Regions from separate parts of the Homo sapiens genome. Here region 2 is linked to region 1. A link is an interaction called in ENCODE POLR2A ChIA-PET data of the cell type or tissue named here. Cell type or tissue: GM12878. All regions are shown on one strand. Each heading gives the region's core, and the rest is flanking DNA. Links, peaks and the distances in the headings are about the cores only.

Region 1 (7,477 bases), core at 929-5,928:
ATAGCGTTGATGGTCTTTACAATTTGGTATGTTTTTACTGTGGCTGGTACTGGTTGTTCCTTTCCATGTTTAGTGCTTCCTTCAGGAGCTCTTGTAAGGCAGGCCTGGTGGTGACAGTGTCTCTCAGCATTTGCTTGTCTCTAAAGGATTTTATTTCTCCTTCCCTTATGAAGCTTAGTTTAGCTGGATATGAAATTCTGGGTTGAAAATACTTTCCTTCGAGAATGTTGAATATTGGCCTCCACTCTCTTCTGGCTTGTAGGGTTTCTGCTGAGAGATCTGCTTTTAGTCTGATGGGCTTCTCTTTGTGGGTAACCTGAGTCTTCTCTCTGGCTGCCCTTAGCATTTTTTCCTTCATTTCAGCCTTGGTGACTCTGAGGATTATGTGTCTTGGGGTTGCTCTTCTTGAGGAGTATCTTTGTGGTGGTCTCTGTATTTCCTGAATTTGAATGTTGTCCTGCCTTGCTAGGTTGGGGAAGTTCTCCTGGATGATATCCTGAAGAGTGTTTTCCAACTTGGTTCTATTCTCCCCGTCACTTTCAGGTACATCAGTCAAATATAGATTTTGTCTTTTCTCACAGTCCCGTATTTCTTGGAGGCTTTATTTGCTTCTTTTCACTCTTTTTTCTCTAATCTTATCTTCTTGTTTTATTTCATTGAGTTGATCTTCAATCTCTGATGTCCTTTCTTCCCCTTGATCGATTCAGCTATTGATACTTGTGTATGGTTCACAAAGTTCTTGTGCTATGTTTGTCAGCTCCATTAGTTCATTTATATTCTTCTCCAAACTGGTTATTCTAGTTAGCAGTTCATCTAACCTTTTTTCAAGGTTCTTAGCTTTATTGCATTGGGTTAAAACACGCTCCTTTAGCTCAGAGGAGTTTGTTATTACCCACTTTCTGAAGCCTACCTCTGTCAATTCGTCAAACTCATTCTCCGTCTGGTTTTGTTCCCCTGCTGGCGAGGAGTTGTGATCCTTTGGGAGAGAAGAGGTGTTCTGGTTTTTGTAATTTTCAGCCTTTTTGCGCTGGTTTCTCCCCATCTTCATGGATTTACCTACCTTTGGTCTTTGATGTTGGTGACCTTCGGATGGGGTCTCTGAGTGGACATCCTTTTTGTTGATGTTGATGCTGTTCCTTTCTGTTTGTTAGTTTTCTTTCTAACAGGCGCTTCTGCTGCAGGTCTGCTGGAGTTTGCTGGAGGTCCAGTCTAGACCCTGTTTGCCTGGGTATCACGAGCAGAGGCTGCACAACAGCAAAGATTGCTGCCTGTTCCTTCGTCTGGAAGCTTCATCCCAGAGGGTCACCCACCAGATGCCAGCCAGAATTATCCTGTATGAGTTTCCGTCGGTCCCCACTGAGAGGTGTCTCCCAGTCAGGATACATGGGGTTCAGGGACCCACTTGAGGAGGCAGTCTGTCCCTTATCAGGGCTTGAACACTGTGCTGGGAGATCCGCTGCTCTCTTTAGAGCTGTCAGGCAGGGATGTTTAAGTTCTGCTGAAGCTGCGCCCACAGCCGCCCCTTTCCCCCGTTGCTCTGTCCCAGGGAGATGGGGGTTTTATCTCTAAGTCCCTGACTTGGGGCTGCTGCCTTTCTTTCAGAAATGCCCTGCCCAGAGAGGAGGAATCTAGAGAAGGAGTCTGGCCACCAGCGGCCTTTGGCCTGGCCTTGCTGAGCTACAGTGGGCTCTGCCCATTTCAACCTTCCCGATGGCTTTGTTTACACTGTGAGGGTAAAACCACCTACTCAAGCCTCAGCAAAGGCGATTCTCCCACCCCCACCTAGCTTAAGCGTCCCAGGTCGACTTCACACTGCTACGCTGGCAGCGAGAATTTCAAGCCAGTGGATCTTAGCTTGCTGGGCACCGTGGAGGTGGGACCTGCCGAGCCAGACCACTTGGCTCCCTGGCTTCAGCCCCCTTTCCAGGGGAGTGAACGGTTCTGTCTCCCTGGCATTCCAGGTGCCACTGGGGTATGAAAAATAAACTGCTGCAGCTAGCTCGGTGTCTGCCCAAACGGCTGCCCAGTTTTGTGCTTGAAACCCAGGCCCTGGTGGCCTAGGCACCGGCGGGAATCTCCTGGTCTTCCGGTTGCAAACACTGTGGTAAAAGCACAGTATCTGGGCCAGAGTGCACTGTTCCTCCCGGTACAGTCTCTCATGGCTTCACTTGGCTGGGGGAGGGAAATCCCTTTACCCCTTGCGCTTCCTGGGCAAGGCGATGCCCTACCCAGCTTTAGCCCTCCGTGGGCTGCACCAACTGTCCAACCAGTCCCAGTGAGATGAACCGGGTACCTCAGTTGGAAGTGTAGAAATCACCTGCCTTCCGTGTTGATCTCGCTGGGAGCTGCAGATGGGAGCTGTTCCTATTTGGCCATCTTGCCAGCAAATCCTGTCTGCTGCCTTTTTGTTCTCTCCCCTGTTGTGATAAGAAGGGGTACTTTATTATGTTTTTGTTTTTTTTTTTTTTTTTTTTTTTTGGTAGAAAGGTTAATTTCCACTGGATTCTGAATTGGGCAGAAAATGGAAACATTAACACTTTTTGCATAACGCCATTTTACATCCCCTGCAGCAGTGTAAAGATTTGATCAGTTAATTCCCATGGGAAGCATGGGAAAACAAGGGAGCCTTATAGACACGGGTGTTATTTTTAACAATGCTTAGAGGATGTAACAATGACTGATAAGCATCAAAGGAAGACCCTGTTTCCTTAAGGGTCACCATGATTTATGTCATACTTTTATTTTATCATTATTTCTTTTAAAATATTAGTTATCTTTTATAGGCTCCAAGAGTAGAGCTGAAAAGGAAGGAAAATGTGATAGAAGTGTGGCATTGCAGCCACTGTTTTAATGAGGAAAGCATTGTTTTTTGGAAATACTGTGGTAGAAACTATTTTAAAATATCATGCCTTCCCAGCCGTATACATCTATATGCTCTTCACATACAGGCCATTATATATTAGGAGCCTTGACTGAAATCAAGGAACCAAGAATGCCTTGACCTCAGTGGCCATCATGCTAATGTAACTGGCTGATTGGTTTTTTTCTTCAGATAGTGGCACTTTAAAATTCACGCAAAATATAAAGAATGAGGTTTTATTTATAGTGGTATATTTTAAGAGGGTGTTTAAGAGGTTTTTAAATTTGTTTCAGATGTATATTGAGTGCCCACTTTTCCTAGGACTAGTTCCTGTGTGGTGTTTAATACCGTCACTGATGTGACAAACCTTCCCTCCCCTATTCCTGCCACCTCCTCTAACCCAGCTGTGCTCCTCAGTAGCTGCAGTTCTTGGGAGTACTACAGGAGATTTCCTGTCTTGCTGGACCAATTTAGAAGGGATTTCATTGAGTTATGCTGTCATAAGCTGATCTTAAAGAGGGCATATTTTCAGAAACTCATATTTAGGTTAAGGTCCTCTCTACATTCCACAAATTGCTCCAAATTTACCTCTTTTCATCACCATAAAAATCTATATCCCATGATAGGCAGGCCTAATCTGGGAGATGTGGGAGGAGGGTGCAAACCTGCAAATGAGAGTTTCACTTCTGTTTTTAGATACTTGTTCTTAAGGTGTGGTTGGTGTGTCATCTTGGCGTTACTTCCTCTTCTGGGGAGTGGAAAATTCCCAGATTAGAACCAAGCCCCCTTGACAGGTTGTTACCATGTGTGGTGTTTGGATCCATACCTCTGCACAGCACCTAGATCTATTTTATAACCAAGTTACCTATCAATGATGCATTACCTTAGTGTGGCTGTAATAGGGCTATCAATGCTGGGTGATAAAGCTTGTTCTGGAGATCAAAGGCAAAATAAAAATTAGCCCAGTCAGGTTTGACTTTAAATCCTTATTTAATGGAGTCACGTGGTTCTGATTGAATCCTTCCTCTCTCACCCTCATACCCACTCTCACAATTACAGTATAATGTGCTGGAGAAGTGATTCTCCATTGTGGTTTTCCTCAATTCAGGGGGTACTCAACAATCTTAAGCAAGGGGTTATGTGTGAGGGTTAAAATCAGTTTTCAATGAAGTCAGTATGAAGCTATGGACATTCTTACTGGATATCAGGGTATCATTACAGTGAACACTGAAGTATACTCATGAAGTTTATAAAAATTGCAGTTCAGACACCCATCCTTGCTTCTGTGAGTGGGGTTTCAATAGAAGATAGACCGAAGCATGTTTAATATTTCCTCTATGTGGGTGAGGGTTAGGACTCTGTGTGAATATTCCACCAGTGTAATAGTAACAAAGAAAATAATTCTCAATTCTGATAATCTTGGCTTGAATTCTAGTTCTGCCAGTAACTATAGGATTTTAGATGAGTTACTTTATTTTTCCAGTCTATAAATTATTCATGTTCAAATGGGGATAGTAATAGAACCAACCTCATGGTGGTATTATAGAGATTAAGTTTATGTAATACATATAAAATGATTAGCTTAAGGTCTGATACATAATTACTTGATATTAGCTAGTTGTTATTATTATTACACAGACAATGAACTAGAGCTGTCAAGGGTTAAGAACACCTCTATGGCAGGGTGACAAACATTGTTCAGCTGGAACATTATGTGCACTTTTCATTATCCATGTCAGTGTTCCCCTCCGCTGGCCCAGATAATTGACGGTTCTCTATACTTTTATTCAGTTTTTTAAAAAAGTGTTAACATCATCTCATTAAATTTCACATCTCTATGCAGTTAGTGTCTGTTAGAAATTGCTGATTAGCCCTCTGTATTTCCACGTCTCTAAAGTGGTATCTCAAGCCTACACTCTAAGTAGGGAAGCGATAAGCAGAGAATAGTTGTCCCATAAAGCTGTTTCTCATCCATCCACACACCTGACATCAAAAAGCCAAAGATAATGTTTAAGGTTGACTACACCTTGGTTTGATCCAGTATCTTTATTTAAATGTGATGATTTAATAAAGTTGCAAGGAAAAAAAGACAAAGGACTCCACTTTAATTATAAACAAAAATCTCTCCTTCTGAATTATTCTTTTTTTTTTACTTATTTGATGGGAAGAATTTTATTATTGACCTCTTTAAATATTTGGCATTTGGATTCTTTATTTATGTGTACAGTAATTACAGATCAGACCATTTCTGCATACTTAAAATAGGAGACTCACTTTATAAGAATCTAACTCTCAAAGCGGAGACTGTCTCTTAGATGCATCCTATTCCATAGGACTGTTGTTTTGTAGACTAGGAAAAGTTTTAGAGAGAATTACATGCCTTTGATTCTTCCTATGGAGTCAGCATGATTGATTTGTAAGTTACAGTGTATTTCCACAATGTCTACCTGTCAGTTTCACAGGGCAGATAATATTGATTTTTTTACCACAAAATGTGGCAAAGTATTAATTTTCTGCCATTGTAGTGTTAACAGAATATAGAATACAACCGTAGCAGTTAATGCATCCAAACCCAGTTAGTTAGATAGACTACTTTGTACCATTGGCATCTTCCTTTACTAAATCTTTCTTGTGAATGAATGGAGATTGTTTTTATTAAAATTTTTTTTGTTTTTCTAATTTCCTCAGTTCAGTTTTTTCAAGTAGTAAGTTTAATATGGTCTATGTCTTAAAAATAACTACATTAACTCTTTTATACAAAACTATCTATGTAGAGTGAATATATCGTTTTTAGAAAATTATTTGTGCCTTTCCAGAAAGAGAAAATTTTGGCTTCCTGTTCTCTTGCCAAGTGGTGACTGTGTCTTATACTTACTCTAAGTAGTCATTAGCAGTTTATCTCCTAATAAGAATAAAAAGGTAATTTTCCGCTGCTGTGTTTTTCTTTAACTTAGATTGCATTCATTCTTAAAGGAGCACAAAAGCAAACACACAGACCTCTCATTCTGATTTTAAATAATTTAGAGTGGAACTGTGAACACAATATTTTCCCCATTGAAGATCATTTTATACTGAAGTTTAATATAGGTTTTTAAATTTCTATTTAAAACTTGGGCTCAGGAGGGTGATGGTAAAGTGTGACATTCACAAGCTGTTTCCTGGTGATGAAAAATGCATGAGAACATAACCCACACAGGACTAGTCAGGCGACTTTGAATGTAATTTTCCATTAAATTTTACTTGATTTAACTCAACACATGGTTTGTATCTTACAAATTTCTTGAAGAAAGAAATAGGTGGTCCTAAGTGAATGTAATGCCTAAAGAGCTCATCATTGTAATCATAGTTTAAATTACGTGGAACCAAGTTAAATTCCTAAAAAAAAAAACTTACACCCTCTCCTCCCTTCTTCTCCTCCGTTTCTTTCTATATTAATTTTTGAAATATCTTTGTCCTTCATATACATATACATATATATGTGTATGTATGTGTGTGTGTATATATATATATATATAGAGAGAGAGAGAGAGAGAGAAAGAAAGAAAGAGAAAGAGTGTGTGTGTGTGTTATGGGCTGAATGGTGTTCCCTTAAAATTCATATGTTGAAGTCCCAGCCCCCAGTACCTCAGAATGTAACCGTGTTTGAAGGTAAGGTTTTTAAAGAGGTGACTAAATTAAAATTAGGTCATTGGGTGTGACCCTAATATAATATGACTGGTGTCCTTGCAAGAAGTGTAGAGACACCAGGGATCCCATCAACCAGAGGGAAGGCCATGTGAGGACACAAGAGAAGGTGGCCATCTGCAAGCCAACGTGAGAGGACTCAGGAGAAACAAACCCTGCCAAAACCTTGATCTTGGACTTCTAGCTTCCAAAACTGTGAACAAATAAATTTTTGTTCTTGAAGCCACCAAGTATGTGATGTTTTGTTATGACACCTCTAGCAATCCATACATATGTATAAAATAAACCCTTGTTATTTGGTTCGGATTTTTTCTTTAAACACTGTTAATTTGTTTTCTCATACTGAGTGCTAGCAAAATTTGTGCTGCTAGTTTTGTTTTCGCATACTGAGTGCTAAATGGGAGCAGATTACTTAGATGACTTTAAGGCAAAATATTTAATTGAAATTCAGTGTATGGTCTTGGGCAAATCGGTGTTTCTGGGAGGTTTTCATTTTTATATATTTATATTAGAGTAAATGATGCCGACAGTGTTATGTAGCTCTAGGAGCTCTGATTTTGTGAGGGCAAGAATTCTATTTTTGGTCTATATTTCATTATAAAATTAGTAATCGTGGAGCTTGAGGAGGAATTGACCCCACATTGAATGCTTGGTTAGGAAATGGGTTACTATTGTGTCCAGCTGTGCAGATTGAGTACTTGACTCTGCAAGTTTTCTTGAAGCACTTACTAATTTTCCAGCAGTTCCCTCAACATTTGCCACAGTCATTCTTCCATTGAAGGTGCCACTGTCTAGAGATAGGCTGGATTAATAGTTGAGACTCTCAGAGATGAACTTGTTTCTTCTCTTTTTATTAGCATTAATGATGAGTGAGAGTAGTTGCCTGATAATACCTCCTCAGTCTGCACAGCTTTAGGCTACCTTGTGCTGTAT
Region 2 (7,477 bases), core at 1,204-6,203, 130 kb before region 1:
CAGAAAAAGAAATACAGACTTATTTAATCATAGACTGAAATGCCATGATTTCAGTCTAATCTGCTAATTTTCAAAACCAGACTGGAATTATATTCAGGAACTATGCTTGTTGTAAACTGGGCTGTGTTTGTGAGCACACGTGTGTGTTTGTGTGTGTGTTTAATTGAACAGTTTAGAAGTTAAGTATTGAGGGCTTCAGGTATTTACAATAAGCAAACAATAGGAATTTTGCTGAAGGCGGTCATAGTTGGAGAGGGGACATTCTATGAATGATCATTTTGCTTTTCATTCATTGTGTATTTGGTCCCTGACTACAATATTAGCCATTTAATGTTCTGTGGTCTAAATCTACACATTTTACTTGGATGGACTAATCATTTCTAAAATATCCCAAGTAAAATTTTATTAGTTTCAGTCCTTTTCCCCTCCCAGCTTCTTGATGTTTGGAAGGGTTTGACATAGTACTTGGCCACAGTGAAGGGGCTACATAATTATTGGAGAAACACATGGTTAAGCTAGATTGAAGGTGAAAGAAGATTGGTATTTTGTGTCATAGTTTTTAGTGGACATAATGTTTCTAGTGACATTGTGATGAGAGTTTTGGGTAAAGCATCAACTTCATACCTGTGAAATGACTGCAGAAATTTCCAAATGTCTTTTTACCCTTTTGTTCCTAATAAATGACCAGACCATGTCCTTAAGTGGCCCCATTTTTCCTGGAATAATGAACAATAACTACACTATGATTTCTGGTGAATTTTTGAATTTTATTTTTGATTTAATGATTTATTTTAGAATATTAATGATACCTAATATATGAAAGGTCAGAAAATACAGATAATGTCCACCAATGTAAAATTACCACGCGTAAAACCTTTTGAACTTTGGAGACAAAAGCTCTAATTAAGTGTATGTGTATGTGTATGTGGAAATAGTTGGAAATGGTGATAGCTACAGCAATTCATGAATTGTTCTCATGGGTAAATTAAAAGGTTAACTCATGCAGTTCTGCTTTATCCCTCTGTTTTTTAGCTTTGATGATTGCCAGAACAAAGTGTTGGCTCTGCCTGGCTCTTTGGTGAGAAATACAAAATTTTTAGCAATTAGAATAAACCTTTGAAATGCAAAGAATTTCATATGTTTATGGCATATAATCCAGATAATTAAGCACTTAGTTTGTTTCCTAAAAATGGGTGACCGTGTATGAGTTTTCTAATTCTTCTCTGCTTTGGTGAGTTATTTTATGTTTGTGAAGTAGAAGGCTGCTAGCACTTATTTTGTCATTTTCCAGCTATTTTATTTTTTCAAATCCTAGGAAAATGTATACAAAGCGTATAAAATTAAAAAAAATTCTACATCTGGTCTGTGAGTGCTCCAAGCACATTTTTATAGGTTAACTTGCTTACTTTACATTTAGTATAACAATTCTGTTAGGTGGAGACTGTGCACAATGATATTGGCTTCTAGTCCATGTCCCTCTTTGTTATTTTATATAAAGATATAATACCAGAGATAATAAAGGTGGCAGTTATTATTATTATTTTTTTGAGACTTGGTGTCCCTTGGTCATCCAGTTTGGAGTACAGTGGTGCCATCGCGGCTCACTGCAGCCTCCACCTCCAAGGCCCAACCTATCCTCCCACCTCAGCCTTCTAAGTAGCTGGGACCACAGGCATCCACCACCACCTGGCTAATTTTTGTATTTTTTGTAGAGATGGAGTCTCACCATATTGTTCATGCTGGTCTCGAACTCCTGGTCTCAGGTGATCCTCCCATCTCAGCCTCCTAAAGTGTTGGGATTACAGGTGTGAGCCATCACATACAGCCATGCAGTGATTTTTATGAGAACCAGAATCTAGGGATGATATGGTTTGGATCGTGTCCCTGCCAAATCTCGTGTTGGAAGGGGGGCCTGGTGGGAGGTGATTGGATTGTGGGGGTGGATCCTTCTTGAATGATTTAGAACCATCCCCTTGGTGCTGTTCTGGTGATAGTGAGGGAATTCTTGTGAGAGCTGGTTGTTTAAAAGTGTGTAGCACCTCCCCCTTCGCTGTCTTGCTCTTAGCTTCTGCCATGTAAGAAGCTGGCTCTCCCTTTGCCTACTGCCAGGATTGGAAGCTTCCTGAGGCCTCCTTGGAAGCAGAAGTCACTAGGATTCCTGTACATCCTGCATATCCGTGAGCCAATTCAGCCTCCTTTCTTTATAAATTACCTGGTCTCAGGAATTTCTTTATAGCAATGTGAAAATGGACTAATACAAGTGGTTAGATACAAATATGATTTGTGGATATTTCTGGTCATTCTTTTCCATTTATTGAGCATGGTGGAAGCTGGTTCAGTCTTTTCTCTACCCTGACTATCACCATTAAGGGCTGTCTCAGTGTCCATATGGATGATGTATACGCTGTCATACAACATTCTAGCATCCCTGACTTTCTCGTCTCATACCTGCTTTACCCTTATTTGGTTTCTGCAGGAACTGCATCTTACTGGGACTGTCCTAGATTTAAAATATTAAATCCCACTAACAATCTTTCCTGTTTAGCTTTCTCACTGCTGCTGTATTCCCTGTATCTTTTCTTTGCCGGCTTCCAGTTTCTAGATGATCCCTTCTCTGCCTGTCCCATCCCATTCTCATAGTCCATAACCCATTCTCCCCCATAGTTCCTTCCCTGATCACTCAGGGAACATCACTCTCTTGCTGGTATCCTCAATGGCCTTACCCCTTTGTACTTCATTTGTAATGTACGCTGCCAGCCCTTGATTTTGACCTGGCATCTTTTCCTATCTTACCTAGTGGCTGCCAAGAGCTGCTTGAGGAAATCACTCTATAAATAAATTTATCATTTCCATCCTTAGCTGGAACGTCAGGCAACTGTGGACCATCTTGCATTTGTGTCCTTGTGCCGCTGGCCTGTTTCCTGCTGAACTCTTTTCACTCCCCCTAAGCCTTCTTGCGACCCTCCTCCACCCTTTCTTCTTTTAGTAGAAGGCTTTCTCTCTGTTAGTTTCCTAGGGCTGCCCTAGCAAAGTACCACAAACTGTGTGACTTAAATAACAGAATTTTTATTGTCTCACAGTTCTGGAGACCAGAAGTCTGACAAACAGTAGCAGAGTTGGTTCTTTCAGAGGACTGTTAGAGAAGGCTCCATTCCAGGCCTCTCCCCTTAGCTCTAGATGACTACCTTCTCCCTGTGTCTTTTTACATTGTTTTCCCTTAATGCATGGCTGTCTATCTAAATTTCCCCTTTTTACAAGGATACAAGTCATATTAGATTAGGGGCTCACCCTACTTCAGTATGACCTCTTAATTTAATTACATCTGTACGACCCCCTTTTCAAAATAAGATCACTTTTGGAGGTACTGGGGATTAAGACTTCGATATATGAATTTTTGGTGGACACAATTCAACCTGTAATACCCTCCAACTTCTTAGAGCCCTTAATACCGTTAGGTGTCCACTCCCTGTCAACATCCTGCCCATTCATGTACCCTCATTTGCTCCAGTCTTACCTCCTTTTTTCCCATTGATCTCAGAGGGGGTTTTGTCCTTTGTTTTGTTCCAGGCCAGTTCCTCCTCCTGTCTTCTCAATTCCTTTCCCTCTTTTCTACTCCAGAAGCTTACATAATTGATTCTTTCCTTTCTTTTCTATGTTTTCTGCCCTCTCCTTTTTCTAGATACTTTCACCATAGGCTCTGAACATGCTTAAGTCTTCCCCATCTCGTCCATAACTTCAGCCTTCTGTCCTCTATGATCAGTTTTCATGCTCTGATTGAGTGGTTGATGTACACTTGACGTCAGTGTGGCTGACTCAGCTTTCTATTCTAACCTCCACATCCAGATGTCCAACTGCCCACTAGAAGTTTCTGCCGCTATGTCTCACAGTCACCTTGATTTCAGCACATATCATTAATTCTTGTATTTCCCCAAGCATGCATCTTCTCTTGTTCCTCTCTCTGCTATTGGCTGTACCAGCCACATGATTTTCCAAGCTAAAAACCTGATGCTATCCTAACCTTTTCTCCAACCCCGCATCCAGGTGTTGGCTTGGTTTTTGTTCCTTGCTGTCATATCCATTCTCACAGCTGATGTGCACACTCAGCTTTGTCATCTCTTCCTGGACTTGGAGTAGTTGTATAACTGACTTCCCTGCCTACGACTTGCCTCCTGCTCCAACAGAATGATGGGTCTGAAATACAAATTTGCCGATCCCCTGCTTACTGCTTTAAAAGGTGCAGGTTTAACTCCATACTCCTAGCTTATCTTTCAAGGCCTTTCACGATCTATCTCTTTCGTACCTTTTGACTCTTATCAAACAGTTATCTTTGTGTGTTTTTTTTTTTTTTTTTTTGAGATGGAGTCTCACTCTGTCACCCAGGCTGGAGTGCAGTGGCGCAATCTCGGCTCACTGCAACCTCCACCTCCAGGGTTCAAGTGATTCTCCTGCCTCAGCCTCCCAGGTAGCTGGGATTACAGACGCCCACCACCACACCCAGCTAATTTTTGTATTTTTAGTAGAGACGGGGTTTCACCAGGTTGGCTAGGTTGGTCATAAACTCCAGACCTCAGGTGATCCACCCGTCTTGGCCTCCCAAAGTGCTGGGATTACAGGGGTGAGCCAGCACACCTGGCTTCAAACAGTTATCTTTTATTTTCGTGACTTCATTATCATTGCAGCTGCTGCCATCTCAGTTCAGAACCTTTTCACTTTTACCTATTTTAGTTCAATAAACTCTTCATTGGTATCACTGCTCCATCTTATTCCTCCACTCAGCCTTCCCAAAACATCTTTCTTGTCATAGTACTCCCCTGTTCAAAGATTCATGCATCAAATGACGTTTGTTTTATGTCAGGCTGGATATGGTCTCAGCCTGACTCTTGATCTAGTTCAGCCTCACAGGCATTTATGGGTTGACCATCTCTCAGCATCTTACAGGGCTGGGCCTGGGTGGAGATTCAATCTCACTCTCTCTTATAGTAAGATTTTATAGGCCAGGCACGGTGGCTCACGCCTGTAATCCCAACACTATGGGAGGTCGAGGCAGGTGGATCACTTGAGGTCAGGAGTTCGAGACCAGCCTGGCCAACGTGGTGAAACCCTGTCTCTACCAAAAATATAAAAATTAGCTGGGTGTGGTGGTGGGTACCTGTAATCCCAGCTACTCGGGAGGCTGAGGCAGGAAAATCGCCTGAACCCGGGAGGCGGAGGTTGCAGTGAGCCGAGATTGTGCCACTGCACTCCAGCCCGGGTGACAGAGAGAGACTCTGTCTCAAAAAAAAAAAAAAAAAAAAAAGATTTTATATTACTTTCTGTACTGTTTTATTTTCACTGTGGTCATATCTGCCAGTCCTAGATGCTATGAACCTTCCATGCAAGAGGTCTAAAAGTTAGACTGTTCTTTAATTATGCCAGTAATCCAGAAAGTCATTATATTTCAAATTCAGCATTTAAGATAGCTGAAAAAGAACATCACTACCTCCTTAATTCTCTCATTGGAAATTTAGTTTTAATTTTCTGATGCTTAAAACTTTCTGTGCTTCAGTTTTTCCTTTTTATAAATGTTTGATCATATTTACCATCTCCCTAATTATGGTAGACATAATTATCATAATTAGGTCTAGTCCCAGACAGTGGCTCAAATGTCTGCGTAGTGCTGTAAAGATTCAGAGAGGAAGTACATGTCACAAAGTGCAAGATGTATGACATTTGGGAGAATTAGTCACTTTCAATTTGTAATTCTCAAAAGGCAGAATATTACAGAAATGGAAAACATGAGTAGTGTCCTCTTTCCGTTGTGAGCACCCTGCATCCTGGTGGCAGGCTGTATAGCCTGTAGGAAGTCTCTGCTGTAAGGGTGGTTAGTGTTCCCTCCTGGGCAGTGCTCTGATTTGCATGTTTGAATTCATTTGTTGAAAGCTGACCTTTGGGCCGGGCCTGGTGGCAATCCCAGCACCTTGGGAGGGATCACTTGAGGTCAGGAGTTTGAGACCAGCCTGGCCAACGTAGTGAAACCCTGTGTCTACTAAAAATACAAAAATTAGCCAGGCGTGGTGGCAGGTGCCCGTAATCCCAGCTACTTGGGAGGCCGAGGCAAGAGAATTGCTTGAACCTGGGAGTCAGAGTTTGCAGTGAGCTGAGATCGTGCCACTGCACACCAGCCTGGGTGACAGAGCGAGACTCTGTCTCAAAAATAAAAAAAAAATAAAAAAAGACGCTGACCTTTGACGTAGGAAGTCTTTCTGTACAGCCTAACTACTCTATTTTCTTCAACAAGTGCAAAATGGGCTCAGCTGCAGTACATTATGCCTATTTTCCTTCTGACTGGAATTTGAGTCATCAATTTAGAAATTTTTATATTGCTGGGTTGTGATTGGGATGGCTTCTCCTATTAGGAACCATAGCAATCATTGAAATCAGTGAAGCCAAGGTGGGTCAGAGTTTTCTCAGGACTGGACCATAGATTCCAGTCCTGAGTGTTTGAGACTATTTTTTATAGTCCCAAACACTTTTTTTTTTTTTTTTTGAGATGGAGTTTCGCTCTTGTTGCCTAGGCTGGAGTGCAATGGTGCGATCTTGGGTCACTGCAACCTCTGCTTCCTGGGTTCAAGTGATTCTCCTGCCTCAGCCTCCCAAGTAGGTGGGATTACAGGCATGCGCCACCTGCCTGGCTAATTTTGTATTTTTAGTAGAGACAGGGTTTCACTGTGTTGGTCAGGCTGGTCTCAAACTCCTGATCTCAAGTGATCCACCCGCCTTGGCCTCCCAAAGTGCTGGGATTACAGGCATAAGCCACCGTCCCCGGCCTAGTTCCAAACACTCTTAACTCTTATTATTCTTGTCATAAAACTTATAAAAGGCATAATTACAAGATATTGGAACCAGCAGTTTGCTTTCAGTTTTGCAAGCTTAATTTCTTTAGGTCTCATCAGCGTCTTAAAGGAGCTTTCATCATTTTAAGGGAATAATTGAAGTAATGTTCACTTTCCCTTCTGAATCTATTTTATTTTCAATGTGTAAAGTTCTGGTTATTTTTCCAACTTACTATTTATTTTTTAAGTTTTCCTTCTTTCTTAGCAACTTAGTTTTCTTAAATTTCTTTTTAAAATTAATTTTTTTAAAAAAATAATAAAAAAGATGGCATCTCATTGTATTGCCCAGACTGGTCTTGAACTCCTGGGCTCAAGCAGTCCACCAGTTTCAGCCTCTCAAAATGCTGGAATTACAGACATGAGCCACTGTACCTGGCTGTCTTTTAGTTTTATTTTATTAACTCTTTTGAAATGAACTGTTGTTTCTTTTAGGCATATGAGCCTGGGAATTTTCTTAAAATTAATTAATTTATTTATTTATTTTGCCTTGGTAAGTTTATTGTGACCTGGGTGTTCCACGAGCATCCTAAACTTAGGCTGGGGATATGGAAAATTATTTTACAGTGGTTTTAGGAAAAAGCCAGGTATTAGCAAAAAATTATAAG

What was found. ChIA-PET counts read pairs that join two places held together with the same protein. Peaks named below come from ENCODE experiments on the same cell type or tissue, not always from the same donor. Only the 100,000 strongest peaks of a DNase experiment are listed, where the experiment ranks them.
Region 2: POLR2A ChIA-PET joins it to region 1 with 7 read pairs; 1 of 35 experiments calls an interaction of 5 or more read pairs at or near these places.

The regions. Positions count from the first base shown.
Region 1 is chr7:90,733,897-90,741,373 of GRCh38, forward strand. All of the region lies in intron 3 of CDK14 (cyclin dependent kinase 14), which reads left to right. Among named protein-coding and RNA genes, the nearest start is that of CDK14, 140 kb to the left of the region's middle. RefSeq lists an enhancer at 3,450-3,739. In GM12878, for the core only: no CTCF peak of the experiment used is centred there; a DNase peak (open chromatin) is centred at 3,585; H3K4me3 peaks cover 644 bases; H3K27ac peaks cover 1,798 bases.
Region 2 is chr7:90,607,498-90,614,974 of GRCh38, forward strand. The region is part of intron 2 of CDK14 (cyclin dependent kinase 14); the gene reads left to right. Among named protein-coding and RNA genes, the nearest start is that of CDK14, 15 kb to the left of the region's middle. RefSeq lists a silencer at 3,705-3,905 and an enhancer at 5,594-5,713. In GM12878, for the core only: no CTCF peak of the experiment used is centred there; a DNase peak (open chromatin) is centred at 5,774; H3K4me3 peaks cover 398 bases; H3K27ac peaks cover 1,168 bases.